2 separate regions of the Mus musculus genome follow, and region 1 is linked to region 2. The links are chromatin loops, found by intact Hi-C in ENCODE. Cell type or tissue: heart. All regions are shown on one strand. Links, peaks and the distances in the headings refer to the core of each region. The heading gives the core; the rest is flanking DNA.

Region 1 (2,917 bases), core at 329-2,828, 62 kb before region 2:
GACAGATTTTTCAAAAGTGGTAAGGAATAAGAATTTTTTTTAAAAAAAGAATTTTCTGTGAATTACCTTTTATTTCTTCATAAATATCTACTTCTTATATGCTAGTTATTTTTCTAGAGCTTTATATAATTGTAAACTTGTCACAAAGCATTAAAAAGTTTCAATAATGCAATTAAAAATTGGTGATCTCTGCCTGGAGAGATGGTTCAGTAGTTAAAGGCACTGGCTGTTCCTCCTGGGAACCTGGGTTTGATTCCCAGCACAACTATCTGAAACTCCAGTTCCAGTGTATCTGGCACCCCTTTCTGACCTCTGCAGGAACCAGGCGGTGTGTGGTGCTCATACATAAAATAATAATTAAAAAAAATGACCATCAGCAATCAATCCATATTTAACGTGATGATGCAGCCTCTAATTGTTAAAAAAAAAAAAGTTATTTAGTGGAAATTTTCATATACTCCAAATTTGTGGACGTTGGATGAAGCTAGTACCAAGCTAAGTGTCACACATAGTAGCTCTGATAAAGCAAGCAACCAAATCTAATGTATGATTATAAAGAAAGCTGCTGGGTAGTGGTGACACATGCCCTTAATAGGACCCAGGAGGCACTAGCAGGCGAATCTCTGAGTTTGAGTCTAGCCTGACAGAATGAGTTCAAGGACAGCTACAGAGAGAAAACCTCTTACCAACCAAAAACAAACAAACAATAACAAAAAGAAAGCCATATCTTTGCTTATTTCAACAATTTGCACATGTTGCTATCTGAGCTGACCTGGTGGCTAGATTCAAGCTACCTTAAGGGTAGAGTAAGTGATACAGGCAAGATCTGAGGAAGTCCGAAAGTAAGTTACACGGACAGATTTTTTTTTCTAATTCTCGACCAGACTAGTGTAAGTAAAATAAATGCTAATGAACTGACACACTAGTTAAGTATTCACTGGGCACTTTCTTCTATAGAATGGCAATATTCACGGGTTGAGGGCCTTGAAGAAGTCTCTCTCCTGTGGTATCTCCCAATTGAGTTTCTTCTTTCGTTGCATTCACTAATGCTTTTGCTACCTACATTATTAAATTCTCCCCGAAAAGGATTTGCTGAGCAGGTAATCAAATCTTGTTCCCCCAAAAGGGAACTGTTTAATTTCAATGATCAATGAAATTGACATGGAGAATTTAATTGGAAGGAGATTCTACATCTTGACGAAGCCATCTTTCCAGTGCCCTCAGATACTCAAGCGGTTTTCAGGACTTCCATGCCTACAACTCCCGGGAAGCACAAGATCGAAAACGCGGCACTCTACACTTAAGGAACAAGTCCCAGAATCCCACCGGGACTCCAAATCCCAGAATCCCGCGCAGCAAATACATTCCGGAAGCGTGGCGGGCTAGCTGGGACGAGACTAAATAGAAGAAATAGGGGAAGCAACCTTGAGCGTGGGTGCTCTGTAGGTTGTTTTGTAGAAATCCTTCCATTTAAAGGCGTGGTTTACAATTACTTATATTAATATCCAAGTATATTCCCATTTCAGAGCGTCTGTTAGTAGGCTGGTGGGTTCTGTTCCCTCTGCTAGCCTCTTCTCCCCCCCGTGAGGATGAGAGCGCCGGGGCTCCGCGACTCCTGAGCCCGCCCTGCCGCGGAATGCGGCCTTGGGAGCGAGCGTGGTGGGAGGAGCCGCGGCGGGAGGCGTGTTGTGCCGGGCGGAGGGAGGAGCGCTGGGGCTCGGGCTTGGCGGCGAAGCGACCCCTTGCTCGCTCCGCGCCGCGGGCTAGGCGTGTTGGTCGGCGAGGCGGGCGGCCACGGCTTCCCGACAGGCTCGGGAGGCCGAGACCCTCGCGGCGCCCGGCGCTGCCCCGGCCCCCTCGGCCTCCTGCGGCGAGGCGGGGGAGTGAGGAGATGCCGACCCAGAGGGACAGCAGCACCATGTCCCACACGGTCGCGTGCGGCGGCGGCGGGGACCATTCCCACCAGGTCCGGGTGAAAGCCTACTACCGCGGGTGAGTGTTGGCGGTCAGGGACCCGAGCGATCGTGGGGGCGGCGAGAGGTGCGGTTGGTGGCACCCTGGACGTATGAGTGTAGGTCGCCAGGAGTCGGCGGAGGAGAGTGGGCGCAACCGGAGGGGAGGACAAATCAGCTGACGGAGAAATTTGCAACTGTTTCGGGACTGGGTGGATTGAAGATTTCGAGGGAAGCCTCTGTTCACTCACTACTGTGGGCACGCAAGCCTGGACTGCTTCGTTAGGTGGCTCCTTTCATTGCAGACAGGCCTGAAGCCTCCGTCTTATAAATCAGGTTTACATCTATCCTTCGCCGTGGGAGAGTTCATGAAATAAGTCTGGACTATGGTCAGAGAGCCGCTATAGGTGTTAGAGTTAGTACCAAAGTCGATACTTTTTAATAGGATGTGCACTGGATCCTGGGTGGTCAGAATTAAGGTGCAAATGTGCTGACCCACATTTTGGAAGTTAGGGTGAGCTATCGAAAGGTGAGAAGCCAAGGCTTTAAATTCTAGAAACGATCTTTACCCCACTTGATTACCAAACGTTTAAACTAATGTCTCTGCCAAAAGTAATCCAGTTCTGAGCATAGCCCAAATCATTTTCTATCGTGACTTATCATAAAGTTCTTCCTCTCCTTTGACTTCAGTGTGTGGTTTGAGATAATTTAGGATCTCTGCTGAGGTGAAAGGCCAGCGTGAGCATAAAGACTGGAGAGCAGGGATTAACAGAAGACCTCTCTGCTTGTCTAGGCAGAAATAAATTGCTTTTAAAAGCTTCAAGTGCTACAAGGTTAAAAGAGCTGTGCGTGCTTTCACATTCCTGAGGGGATCAGTGAAGATAGCAGACCTTCCCGGTTCTTTCTTGTTTTCCTTTCAAGAGAACTGAAGCTGCACATGTCTTAATGTGTACATGTAAGGCCTT
Region 2 (2,917 bases), core at 316-2,815:
GGAGAAAATGTAAGCAACCTTTTTTTTTTTTTTTCTTTTCTTATCACTAAGGTTTTCCCTAACACAGATGTTCCCGTGTACCGCAGGAGCTGTATTTGTGAATGGTCTGACTCAGTTTTACTGTATGGTTTGATTTTTGCTCATATTGTTGAAGATTGGGCCCATCGCTTCACACATACACGGCTGAGAAGCAACCCTTATGTTTTTGTGTCAACCTTGATGTTTTTCTAAACTTTCCTTATTTTAAGCTTAAAAGTTTAGTTCGTGCATTGATTGGGAGGTTTTAGAATATACTGGTTTTTTTTTTTTTTTAAATATTTATTATATGTAAGTACACTGTAGCTGTCTTCAGACACTCCAGAAGAGGGAGTCAGATCTTGTGATCCGATGGTTGTAAGCCACCATGTGGTTGCTGGGATTTGAACTCCTGACCTTCGGAAGAGCTGTCGGGTGCTCTTACCCACTGAGCCATCTCACCAGCCCCCGAAATATACTGTTTTTATTTGAGAATTCCATGCGTTTGTACAATGTATTTTGTTCATCCACCCTCCATATTCCATCTCAGCTCTAACTGGACCCCCTCCTCGCTGCAGCTAGATCCCTACTTGTCTTCCTCCCCTTCATAACTCATAGCCAATCAGAGCTGCCCCTGTGCACAGGGCTCTGGAGCCATCCACAGGACCACAGAGCAAACTACCAGCAGCTACGCTAAAAAATGACCCCCCTTCCCTCAGCAACCACCAGCTGCCGGTAGGTCCTTCCCTAGGAGTGGGACCTTGAGGCAACCCCCCCCCCCCGCGCGCACGCGCGCCCCAATTCATTTTGGAATTTGGTTTCATTTTTGTGCAAGTCTTACCGGCAGGCAGCCACAGCAACCGGGTGCATGAGTACAGTAGCCAGGTCAAGTTCGACAGAGCATTTTACTCCTTGGGATAGAGTATTGACATAGATGTCCAAGTTTTATGGCTGAATACACCTTTTTTTTTTTTTTTTAAGATTTATTTATTATATGTAAGTACACCGTAGCTGTCTTCAGACACTCCAGAAGAGGGCGTCAGATCTCGTTACGGATGGATGGTTGTGAGCCACCATGTCCGGAATTGAACTCATGACCTTCCGAAGAGCAGTCAGCGCTCTTAACCGCTGAGCCATCTCTCCAGCCCCCACCTATCGTTTATTCTTAGCACGGTGAAATTTGAGTTCACATTAACTGTTGCCCACTACAAACAAACAAACAAACAAGCAAGCAAGCTTTTCAGCCGAGGTGGAAAACAGATACATTTGATACATTTACGGTGAGAGTTGCTGGCACGGCGGCACGGAGCGGAATGTGGAAGATCCCTCCGGCTCTAGCAGGTTCCATGTTTTGCTGTGTAGGGAGGGAGGAGTGAAAACTGTTTTTTCTCAGCAGCAGCGGGGTTCTGGTGTGGGGGAGGGCGGGGAGGGGGAGGTGTAAATCGGCGCTCCACTGTGGCCCTGCAAGTCTGAGAGGAGGCAACATAAGTTCTACGGGAGTTGGAAAAGTGCAATTTTAAGGAATTTTTTGTTTGATACTATGAACAAATGTGTTGCAGAAAAGTTGATTTAGAATTTTTTTTTAAAGCATACGCATGCGTTTATGTAGGAGGTATTTCCTGGGTTAAAATGGTCTCTCCCTAGCAGTGTGGTTTGGGCTTGTAGGAGATCGGAAGTGGGACAGACAACTTTGGCCCTGGTTGGCTGAATGATGATGCTATGTCTCACCACTAGGGGTCAGTCTCTTGCCTAATGATGGTCAGAGTTACCCTGCAGAAGCGGTCTGAACTCACCCGCAAGTAGCCAGTGACCAAGAAGTTCAGGATTTTATCGGTGTTCATCTGTGTCTCGATTTTAATCGACTCAATATACTATACAAATTGATCTTCAGAATGAAATCTAAGTTATTTTGGAGTTTGACTTAAGTAGGATTCTTTCCCTCTGTAGGTACTGTAACTCTATGTTATCTTTATGGACTATGAGTGAGAACCTCCTTTGTGAGGAAATATATGTGAGGGTTTAAGTATGCCATGTTTCTCCTATGAAGAAGAATATTTCTAGTTGATAATGAAACTAAGGTGGGCAGAGGCAGCCACAGCAGGTACCTCTAATCTCAGTCTGGTTAAACGAGGTCCTGTCTCAAATCAATATAAATAAATAAATACAAATAAAATTAAAGTTGACTCGGTTATTAATGTGCACAGGAACTTAGTTATATCAAACGTTACAGGACATTAAAGTGGTGTCCTTTATTGATTTAACCTATAAATTCAGACACTCAGATTGTCATTCATAAACATGATTTAGCAGGGGCTATAGTGAGGCCCTAATTTGAATCCCTGGGACTGATAGAAAAATAACCAACTAAACAACCATATGAAAACAATATGGCTTAAGCTGACACTGATTAAAAGCACTCATCGCTCTTACAGAGGACCTGGGTTCAGTTCCCAGCACCCACATGGTGGCTCATGACCATTTGCAATCCCAGTTCTAAGAGGTCTGACGCCCTTGTCTCACCTATGTACCTGCCATTCATGGGGTGGACATATATAAAACAGTCACACTCATTATATATATATAAAACTTACCAAAAAAAATCCCACATGATTTTAGAAGCATTGGCTGGGGTTTTAAATGTTTAATCGTTAAGGCGTGTGTGCGTAGGTGTGGGCTTGAGCATGCCGAGGTGTGCATGCAGCAGTCAGAACAGCCTGCAGGAGGTGGTTCTCTGCTTCACTGTGTGTTTAGGGCTAGAACTTTGGCAGCCAGGCTTGCCTACCCGGTGACTTGCCAACTGGGCTACCGCGCTAGTGGTTGTGTTAATAGTAGGTAAGTGCCGGGCAGTGGTGGCACACGCCTTTAATCCCAGCACTCAGGAGGCAGAGGCAGGTAGAGTTCT

Evidence for each region. Peaks named below come from ENCODE experiments on the same cell type or tissue, not always from the same donor. Only the 100,000 strongest peaks of a DNase experiment are listed, where the experiment ranks them.
Region 1: it touches region 2 in a loop (4-fold over the local background); 5 of 42 quality-filtered maps call a loop at or near these places.

Annotation. Positions count from the first base shown.
Region 1 is chr3:30,994,094-30,997,010 of GRCm38, forward strand. Prkci (protein kinase C, iota) reads left to right here and starts at 1,678. Exons shown (of 18, transcript NM_008857.3): 1 at 1,678-1,992. The coding sequence starts at 1,892. In heart, for the core only: a CTCF peak has its summit at 1,830; DNase peaks (open chromatin) are centred at 1,348 and 1,668; H3K4me3 peaks cover 2,248 bases; H3K27ac peaks cover 2,141 bases.
Region 2 is chr3:31,055,733-31,058,649 of GRCm38, forward strand. No RefSeq gene overlaps it. Among named protein-coding and RNA genes, the nearest start is that of Gm33641, 2.3 kb to the right of the region's middle. In heart, for the core only: CTCF peaks have their summits at 372 (motif pointing right), 1,036 (motif pointing right) and 1,744 (motif pointing right); DNase peaks (open chromatin) are centred at 629, 1,259 and 1,739; H3K4me3 peaks cover 1,322 bases; H3K27ac peaks cover 1,216 bases.